Linked DNA regions of Homo sapiens: region 1 is linked to region 2. Evidence: chromatin loops called from intact Hi-C (ENCODE). Cell type or tissue: IMR-90. All regions are shown on one strand. Links, peaks and the distances in the headings refer to the core of each region. The heading gives the core; the rest is flanking DNA. Region 1 has its middle 160 kb from the start of RUNX1. Region 2 has its middle 120 kb from the start of MIR802.

What was found. Peaks named below come from ENCODE experiments on the same cell type or tissue, not always from the same donor. Only the 100,000 strongest peaks of a DNase experiment are listed, where the experiment ranks them.
Region 1: a loop joins it to region 2, with 2.8 times the contacts of the local background. A loop is called at or near these places in 4 of 110 quality-filtered maps.

What each region holds. Positions count from the first base shown.
Region 1 is chr21:35,202,378-35,207,757 of GRCh38, forward strand. No RefSeq gene overlaps it. Among named protein-coding and RNA genes, the nearest start is that of RUNX1, 160 kb to the left of the region's middle. In IMR-90, for the core only: a CTCF peak has its summit at 2,629 (motif pointing right); DNase peaks (open chromatin) are centred at 254, 1,164, 2,664 and 3,084; H3K4me3 peaks cover 612 bases; H3K27ac peaks cover 3,738 bases.
Region 2 is chr21:35,837,764-35,843,143 of GRCh38, forward strand. No RefSeq gene overlaps it. Among named protein-coding and RNA genes, the nearest start is that of MIR802, 120 kb to the left of the region's middle. In IMR-90, for the core only: a CTCF peak has its summit at 2,634 (motif pointing left); a DNase peak (open chromatin) is centred at 2,628.

The DNA of each region.
Region 1 (5,380 bases), core at 155-5,154, 640 kb before region 2:
TTGAAGCTCACACAGCTAGCAAGTGACAGAACTGGGGTTTGAACTCAGGTGTCTTGGCTCCAGAGAGCCTCTGTTCCCCAAGACTGCATGACACTGCCTTCCTCAACCCTTCAGACTCAGGTTCCAGGCCCAGTGAATGATGTTCAGTGATGACTATGAACTGTTTTCTACCACTAAAAAGAGACATAATCAAGAACATCTACTTTGTATTGCTTAGTAGAGAAAAGCAACCTCTTAAATCCAGTACTCTTAGTGACTAAGCTAATATTCAGAGGAAATTTGGCAACCTCCTTCTAACATACTGAAGGCAAAGGGTAATAAAAACATAAAAGGAAAAGTATCCAAAAAGAAAGTAGATAACTAGGTGTTTGAGAAAAACAAAAATAAAGAAGTTTTTGTTGTTGTTGTTTGTTTTTTTTAGATCAAGAAAATATTGGGAAACTGCTACTGAAAGAGGATTGATGTTGGCATAAAGGGAGAGATCTTCTGTATCTCAAAGGAAATTTGCCTTTTAATCCAAAGTCAAGAAAGCCCATAAACTTACCCTAGAATCAAGAAGGAATCAACTAAATTATATCAGAATTCTTAGATCCGAAGAAGGTCATTTTCAGTAAGTGGATACTTGCAGGCTTAAATGAAATGTGAAAAATTTTGAAGGAAAATGTGATCAGGAAGTCAAAGTAAGCTTTTGACACTGCCTGCCACTCCCCACTCCCCACAGACACCCTCCCCTCGAAAAGAAAAGGAATAATTTTTTCCACTGCTTCATGAAGGGGACAAAGTCCTTTGCGACTTCTTTGCCTTAGAATACTATTAATCTTTTGTTGTTGTGTTCCTTTAGAATACTATTAATCTTATAAAACTGTGCCTCTGACCACAGGGTGGATTCCAGCATTAAACTACCAATGCTTTACAGAGAATCGTGAGAAACACTCAGGGAAGAGGTAATTCTACTCAAGGGTCATCCTTTTTCCTTGCCAATTTTTTTTTTCTTTATCAGCATTTGAAAGAAAACCAGATATTTTCTTTCCTGAAAGTTGATGACTTCAGGTGGGGAACAAGCATCTGTGGCAGATGGACTCTTGAAACGCAGTGAAATATCCTGTCTTCCTATAAATGTTTATGGGAGCAGGAGAACTGAAGAAGAAAAACACAGCAAAATGTTGCATGACTCACAGTCCGAACTGCTTCTAAATAAAGCATTTCTCAGAGTTTCCCATGAGGTGATTTGAGTGATCAGGCAGCAGGGTCCCTGTGAGTGGAGCAAGCACATTTTTAAAATACAAAAAGGTATATCCAACAGTCACTCAGGAGAATCGTTCTGTTGTTTTCGATGTTTAAGAAAATGTATGTCTAAGATGAGAGTATCAGATCATGTATATCATGTCCTGTTCCATATGTGGCCAGAGCGTCCCAGCAGTTCTTGGCTCGGCCACTTTGCAGATGATGATCAGCAGGACGTTTCATATTGACTCACAGACTTTCCTCTAATAGAGCATCTCCAAGTGATGATAATTAAGTTTAATTTTAGATCGTGTGTGCTGGACCTGGGAATGTTTTTAAAGTGGTAGCAAGCTCCATTGACTTTGGCAGTTGAGTTTTGAAAGGAAGGTCTTATGTCTTAGACTACCTCCATACTGTTCAGTCCCTTTATACTCCAGAAAATTATGAATTTGGAATCAACTGGGGAGAAATCCTTCGTCAGACTACTGTGCAAACGGTAGACACTCCTGCCCTTGACTGTCAGCCTCGCAGATGGAAACGTGGCCACCCTTCTTCATATTCAAGGCTCTCTGACTAGAAAGTCAGAAAGTGGCTACAGCCCTTCCAGCCAAGCTAGAGGAGTGGAAAAGTAAAGTCTAGAGGGCTTGAGCTTGTCAGGAACCACGGTTAGAACAATTCCTAGATTCTCTATGCAGCTTACCAGTGACGGTCTTCTATGACCTCATAACAGATTGGCAAAATTACATTAGGTGACTCAACCATTTCTGGGTACTGGTATTGAGTAGCGGTATAAAGACGAAATGATTGTATCAGGGAATAATTACTACCTAGAACGTGTTCAACTCTCTATATGTGCAGCAGACATGTGGTCAAATGAGCTGACTTGTTCTGGGTCATCAGATTTAAAAACTACAGGATACCCACTTAAATATAAATTTTAGATAAACATGAATACATTTTTAGCATACATGTACTCCATGTAATATTTTATCATTCATTGTTTACCTGAACATTAAACAAAATTAGTTGCTTCTCCGAAATTTCAATTTAACTGGACATCTGTATTTTAAATGGCAAGCTTCTAAGATGCACGAGCTTTTCTGAGCTACTATTTTATCAAAACACATTCTGAATGTTTTCCTGCAAGAACTGGGGAATCTAGAGAAAATGCATCAAAAATAATTTAACATTAGCAAGAAAACGGCCACTTTGGAAGGGCTTGTCTCAGTCACTGACACATACTGTAAACCTGTACCCCCGGAAAACCAGCAGGAGAGAAAAGTAAAAGCAACATGATGGTTGAGTGGATCCTATTGTGACCTAACACTTCCACCCAGACAGAATCCGAGTTCCCTGCCCGTAATTTTGAGCTTCAGGTTCCAGTTTCCTCTTTTTCTTTACTAGGTTTCGCTGCCTCCTGTAGGGGGAAATAAGGGAAAAGAGATAACGAAAGAAAGAAAGAAAAAAAAAAGGGCCGGCAATTTCATGTACATTTGTTTTGGCATTCGCTGAATTCTAGAGATGAAAACAATCTCCTGCTTTTAATTCAGTCCACGTGCAACAAAGTTGTACGTTGGGAGATCTGGCTTTTAATAAGAACGATTAACAAGCGTTTTTGATCACAGGAAGTTGAGAAGAGTCGCTGCTTCTAAGAATACAATAAACATTGACTAGCAGTTAGACGGTCCATCTTTCTCTATCAGCCGTTTAGCAGCCTCTACTTTGATTTGGGGCAAATGCGAGATGGGACCAGGAGAGAGCTCCCCACACCCCCACCACCACGTGGGCAGTGGTTCTGTTCCAGAGCGCCTTCCTTCCTGTCCAGGGAGGCAGGCTGCTGAGGCCGTTTCTGGGCAAGAGGCCATTGTCGGGATATTTGCTTTAGATAGCTTGCAGCTGGGCTGAGTGGGTGTTTCATTCAGACTCAACACAGGCAGCTCCCACCGTCTCTACTGTTTCAGGCTAGTGGAAGCTAGGGGCCTTTTGATTTATAAAGAGCTCTCTGTGCCTCCAGTTACATTTTAGGAAGCAAAGCCGTGATAAATGAAGCTCTGGCTGCTGATCTCCTGGATACACACACACACACACACACACACACACACACACACACACACACACGGCCTACACACCTTTTCCCCTGTAGCACAGAGGCTTTCACCACCAGGAGATTTAACCCTGGCCTAGGGTAGCCACGTGGGCATCCGTGTTCATCCGACATCCTCTTACATCAGAGCTTGCCCTGAATAGGGCAAAATCAAAGTGTGGAGCTTGTTGGTTTTTTATGTGGTATAGATATTCTTATATTTATCACATTTCCAATTTGAGGTCATCGACCACCATGGAAGGAACTGTGCTGGCATTTCTGGGCAAAGCCTAAAGTTGATTCTTCTTTTCCTACAGACAATTGTTTTCATGTGTGCTGGGAATGAATGCATTCTGAGGATGAGGGGTGGGGAATTCTACACGCAGGGAACTCAGGAGTCTTATTTTCTTTATTTTCTTATCCTGAGCTACAAATGACTGCTTAATTGGGAGAGACTACAATTACAAGAGTTCACTGAGGGAAGCATGAAAACAAAGTGAACCAGAAAAATAGAAACCCAGACTTCTCAGTTCCTGTTTATCCTATTTTTAATCTCCACATCTCAGTTGCTCTCTTTCTTGCTTCTTTTGCCTTGCTGGAATTCATACACACACCTGGCTTTCCATTTGCCTTGGGGACAGTGAGGAGGTGGAGCCCAAGAGTGGGAGGGCCCTGCTGCCTGCCGGTGGGGAGAGCTGGTGTCCGCTGGAAGAGGCAGACCTACAGAAAGCTCGGCCGTGTCTAACTCAAAGGTGTTGGCAGCACATGAATGATGACTTCTCCTCTCTTAACTGCCTGGGCTAGGAGACTTTCGCATGTCCGGACAAGTGGGAAGAAGGAAGGTCGGGGTGGAGGTGACCATGAGATTGTGGACGAATGTTCAGACTGACCAAGGCCTGAAGAGGTCTGAACGCCTGTGTTCTTCAGCCCTCCTCCCCCTCCTCTCTCTGTGTCTCTGACTCTCTTCTCTCCCCTCCCCTCCCTCTGTCTCCTTCCTTCCTTCCTTTCTTTCCTTCCTTCCTCCCTCCTCCTCCTTCCTTCCTTCCCTCTTTCCCTTTCTCCCTCCCTCCTTCCTTCCTTCCTTCCCCTCCCTTCCTCCTTCCCTCCCTTCCTTCCTTCTGTCCTTCTTTCCTTCCTTCCTTCCACACATGTTTAGGAAATGCCTGCCACCAGCAGTCTCCACATTAGGTTCCAACTATACCAAAGGAATCTGTGCCTTCCAAAACCTTCCCAGGGACAGAAACCACTCACAAGGGATGCCTCTGCCATTTCACCATGCGGGTGCCCACACCACCACAACACACTTCAATTTGTGAAAACACTTTTTCTTCCCTATCAGAGTGAAATAGTGCATACCCTTGTGTGGCTCTGCAACTGAAAGAGACAAAAGGGAATCACACCGGGAAAATCACACATTCTGGAATAAAGAGGGAAATGTAGAAACTGGGATCTTAAAGCCTCGGGGGAGAGGACCCTGGGGCCCGGGCTCTCTGGGCAGCACCCAGGCCTGGGGAGGAGCTGTTTCCAGTCGGTCTCCCTGCAGACCCTGAGTGCTGAGGGGAGGGTTGGCCTGTCTCCTTGGCCCCTGTGTGCCCAGCACCAGCATTTGTGCTGGGAACCTCCCAGGCACCACTCTGTGTTAAGGACGTGCCAGGAGAGACCTGGGAGGAGACGACCCCGGGGCTGGGTAGGTGTCCAGCTCCTTCCTGGTTATCTTCCACCCAGCACAGAGGACATCCTGTAACTCAGTTGCTCCTCACAGGGTCACATTTAGCCTCCCACGGGCTCTGCCACTCACAGTGCTCCTGTCAGGAAGCGGGGTTTGTTCCCTGAGATCGCCAGTCCGGGAGTCTCTCCAGGACCCCTGCGGGTGTCCGGGTGTGGCTTTGGCTGCCCTGTTCCCTGAGCCTGGTGTATCATCATGTGAGAACTGTTACTAGTTTCCATCTCAGGGAAAGGATAACCATGCCCCTAACACCCTGGCAGGACCAGATCTACCTTTCTGTCTAATATGACCCCTTCATCTGAGAGCTGGAACTTTCTGGAACCTTCTAGAGCCTTGTACAGGCTCTG
Region 2 (5,380 bases), core at 248-5,247:
CCCCACCCAAATCTCACCTTGAATTGCAATAATCCCCATGTATCAAGGGCAAGACCAGGTGGAGATAATTGAATCATGGAGGTGGTTACCCCTATACTGTTCTCATGATAGTGAGTGAGTTCTCACGAGATCTGATGGTTTTACAAGCGTCTGGCATTTCCCCTGCTGGCACTTCTTCTCTTGCTTGCCACCACATAAGACGTGCCTTTCACCTTCCACCATGATTGTGAGGCCTCCCCAGCCACGTGGAACTGTGAGTACATTAAACTTCTTTTTCTTTATAAATTACCCAGACTCAGGTATGTCTTTATCAGTAGCATGAAAACAGACTAATAGAGGGTGTTTGCAATTCTCCACCTCCACAGATTTCTTGGTGTGTGAGATAAGAGCTATCAGTGAGAAAGGACAAGGGAGAGTTTCTAAAACTGTCCACCCCAGCCAAAACAGTAAATCAAAAATAACAGCACATTCTGGGGTAGGGGTTAGGGGAGGTTTGGATCTTAAAGCTTAGAACTATCCTTAAAGACCTTAAGGGTGCAGGGGTATGTCCCCTCTCATATCACCATTTAATTAATTTGGTCCCTGCAGAAACCAGACAGGTCCTGGAGGATGACAGACTCCTGTAAACTCAAACAAGTAGCAGCCCACAGCTGGCTCTGAAGCTTCCTTGCCATATGTTGTATCTTCACTAAAGCACAGGCCCCAGGTACATGCTGTGCAGCCTTTGATCTGGGGACTGTGTTCTTTTCATCTCTATCAGAAAGGAGGATCAGAAACAGTTCACAGTCACTCAGAACACACAACAGTATTCACTTAGAGCACTGACCCAGGGCTATATTAACTCTCCCTACCATGTCATCATATTGTCTGAGGACACCTGGGCCACTTGGACCTCTGCAGAACATCATCGTGGTGATGACACTTGTAAACCAGACCCAATGAACAAGAAGTGGCAAGTGTGCTGGGACCTTTGTAAGTCAGACTCATAAAATAAATAAAGAGGCAGGAAAAGTTCTATGAAGCTTCAGGGGCCTGCCACATTAGTACACTTTTAAAAGTCCAGGATCTGCAGCATGCCAGGATAACTTGGCCAAAGTAAAGAATAAATTCTACATTTTACTCCCCTAAAACAAAGAATGTAACACAACACTCTTTGGATTCTGGAAATATTAATTCCACAATTGGGAATATTGATCACACCCACATGGCAAGGGACCCAAAAGGCTGCCAGTTTTGAATAGGAACCAAAACAGCAAAAGGTCCAGGCTGCAAGGCGACTGGCCCCACAGCTTGGCCAAAGGACCCAGCAGTTGCTAAGGCATTAGAGGTAGTGGTGACGGAAAAAGATACCCTGTCGTGTCTGGCAATCCACATTGGCAAATCACAACTCAGACACTTAAGAGTTCTAGAGCAACACTGTGCCAACTATAGCAAGAACGATATAACTTTGGAAAGAACAGCTCCTAGCATGCTGTTGGGCCCTGGAAGACATGGCATATCTGACCACGGGACACCAAGTATCAGCCATTCATGATGAGCCAGGTCCTGTCACACCCACAAAGCCACACAGCTGGGCAAGTGCAGCAGTAATTGATGGAAAGATGGAAACGGTATATCCTCATCAAGGGCATAGCAAGCTATGCAAGCAGGTAGCTCAGACCCCATATTATTCATCATTATTGCATCAGTGCCTCTCTTGAGCTCACACCTATGGCCACATGGGAGGTCCCTTATGACCAGCCCATGGAGGAGGAAAATACCCAAGATTAAATCAGTAAGTCAGAGTATCATTGACCCATAAGTCAGCTGAGTTTGAGGATACAAGCCAAAAATAGCCAGTGACCGCAGTACTGCCTCATTCAGGAGCTGGCCTTGAATGACAGTGGAGAGAAGAAATCCAGGGGACAGAGCTTTGGACTATGCACACTACATACTGAAGGGGAATTGGAAATTGCTAGTATGTAAATATTATTAGCTTCACACACTTTGATTGAACTTGGGTAGACAACAATATCCCCAAATCTAGCTGAGCCTTAGAATCAACTGAGAAGCTGTTGAAGAATGTGCATACCTAAGCCCTACCCCAAAGTGACTCAAATAGATGCTCCAGGTATAGAGCTCAGAAACTGACATCTTAAATAAGATCCTTAAGTGATTCTGATTTTGCTGGTCCTTGGACTGGTACTAGGAAACATTTGTCTAAGCGATTAGCAATGCCATAACAAAAACAAAAACATTAATAATAAACGCAAACACATATAACATTATGTGCTTAATATATACTTACCTTTAAATTCTCACAACCACTCCAGGAGGTATGTATTATTATTAATCCCATTGCAGATGAGAAAATTGAAGTTAAGTGACTTACCCAAGGTTACAGAGTAAGTGAATGACAGAGCCAGTGTTTTAAATTAGTCTTACTCTAGAGTCTTTCTGCTTAACCATAATGCCATAGTGGAAAAGGCAGTCAATAAAGGAGAAGGGAGCTGAAAAATCTGTAATCCAAAAAGCACATACAGTATATAGGGCCAATTTCTGCATTTACCTAAAATGAAGACAAAGTGTTTTTCCAAATAATTTAACTTCAACAGCTGAATCTGTTTACAATAGCATGTGAGCACCACCTAGTGGCTCTGTAGGGCTGCTTGAATAGTAAGTGCTCTCTAAGTACAATCAGCTCAACAGAAAAGTTATTAAAATTTAGTAGATGCAAGTTTCCAATTCCAGAAAGACAAATTCTATGACTTCAAAAATGTTTAAAAACATAGTGAGACTATACAAATTAGGGAAAAGATCAAAACAGGTGAAGTCAAAAATAGCAATAGAACTGATTACATATTAAGGTTTGTTTTTTTTAGTGAAAATACAATAAAACATGAAAGACAAAAAGCCATATGCAAATCATTTTTAAGTTTAAATTCTGATAATGAATTTACTTCAGGTATACACTAAAAACTTTTTTTTTTTTTTTTAGATAGGGTCTCGCTCTGTTGCCCAGGCTGGAGTCTAGTGGCGCAATCTTGATTCACTGCAACCTCTAAAGTGATTCTTGTGCCTCAGCCTCCCGAGTAGCTGGGACTGCAGATGTGCACCACCATGCCCAGCTAATTTTTTTTTTTTTTTTTTTGTAGAGATGGGGTTTCACCAAGTTGCCCAGGCTGGTCTCAAACTCCCGGGCTAAAGTAATCCACCTGCCCCAGCCTCCCAAGGTGCTGGTAAAAACCTTTTGACTCATCACCTTTTCTAGGAGTGATCCTAATTCAGCATCTTCTTCCTGCCCAGGCATTAAGACACCATCTGCTCCTGCCTCTCTCCCAGGAGACCTCAAAGCAACCTAACGAGATAAAAAGGGCTGGAGATTTACAGGTCCACTTCCTGTCTTCTCTTCTTCTCTGATGTCTGTGAGGTTCATTTTCTCTCAAGATCTATTGAATCCAAATATACAGAGCCAAGGCAGGGCAACCTCAGTGACAGGCAGCATCAGTTCTGAGTACACACCATGGGGGCCAATCTGGGAGGTGAGAAGCAAAGGCTGGAAAGAAAGTAGCAAGGTCCAGGAGCAAGAGACGATGTTGAGGTCCCAAGAATCTAATTCAGAGCCAACGCCAGGACACAGCAGAGTGAGAAGACAGAGTGTGGTTCCATGAACAGAGCCTGGCCTCCATAGCCTCTGGTGAGGTGATCTTTCCAGGGCCTAGAAAGCATCAGCATTTCCTGGGTTTTTTTTGTTTTTTTTTTTTTTGAGACAGGGTCTCACTCTGTCTCCCAGGCTGGAGTACAGTGGCGCAGTCTCAGCTCACTACAGCCTCTCCCTCCTGAGTTCAAGCCATTCTACTGCCTCAGCCTCTCAAGTGGCTGGGACCACAGAGACACCCCACCATGTCTGGCTAATTTTTGTATTTTTAGTAGAGACAGGGTTTTGCCATGTTGGCCAGGCTGGTCTTGAACTCCTGATCTCAGGTGATCCATCTGCTTCTGCCTCCCAAAGTGCTGGGATTACAGGCGTGAGCCACTGCACCCGGCCATCAGCGTTTCTTAAAACGCCTACTCAAACTGATATGGTTTGGCTGTGTCCCCACCCAAATCTCATCTTGAATTGTAGCTCCCATAATACCCACGTGTGGAGGGAGGGACTTGGTAGGAAGAAATTGAATCATGGGGGCAGGATTTTCCTGCTCTGTTCTTGCAGTAGTGAAAAAGTCTCACGAGATTTGACAGTTTTATAAAGGGCAGTTCTTATGAGATCTGATGGTTTTATAAAGGGCAGTTCCCCTGCACACGCTCTCTTGCCTGCCACCATGTAAGAAGTCCCTTTGCCCTTCCTTCGTCTTCCACCATGCTTGTGAGGCCTCCCCAGCCCTGTGAAACTGAGTCTATTAAACCTCTTTCTCTTTATAAATTACCCAGTCTCGGGTATTTCTTCATAGCAGTATGAAGATGGGCTAATATATCAGCATTAAGCAGAAGAAAAGCTCTTCCGCAGGATTTACATGTGGATGAACCTCGAAAACACGACGCTAAGTGAAAGAAGTTGGATACAAAAAGCTACACGTTGTATGGTTCCATTTGTATGAGCTATTCATAAATCCACAAAGACAGAAAACAGACTGGTGCCTGTAGAAGCTGAGGGGGAGGAGGGAATGGGGAGAAATTGCTTGATGGGTCTGGGGCTTTACTTTGGAGTGATGGAAATGTTTCAAACTAGACAGAAGTGTTGGCCATACAACATTGTGAATGCAACCAATGCCACTAGTTTGTTCATTTTAAGATGGTTAATTGTATGTTATTTGAATTTCACCTTAATAAATATGTGTGTGTGTGTGTGTGTGTGTGTGTGTGTGTGTGTGTGTGTGTGTGTGTGTGTACACTTCCTTCTGTGGCCAATGTCAGAAATATCACAAATACAAAATTCCATCTTTTGTCTTAGGATTTTAGACCAGGATATTTTGAAGTTTGAATACTGTGATGGTTGACTTTGAGTGTCAACCCCTCTTCTGCTGAAAAGGAAACCCACGTGGTTTGGCATTTGACTAGAATAACTGGGCTGCCCCAGCTGTGTCTGTAAGGTGTTTCCAGAGGAGACTGGCATTTGAGTCCACGGACTGAGAGGGAAGACCCCCTTGGTGTGGTGGGCACCATCTGATCAGCTGGGGACTCTGACAGAACGGGAGGCAGAGGAAGGGCAAATTTGAGCTTTCTTCCAAAGCCAGGACATCCTTCTTCTCCCACCCATGGACATCACAACTGCAGGTTCCCCAGCCTTAGGACTCTAGGACTCGCACCAGTGTCCCCCAGTCTCTTAGGCCTTCATCCTGGAATTGAGAGTTACAACATTGGCTTCCTTGCTTCTGAGACCAAGGAACTTGAACTGAGCCAT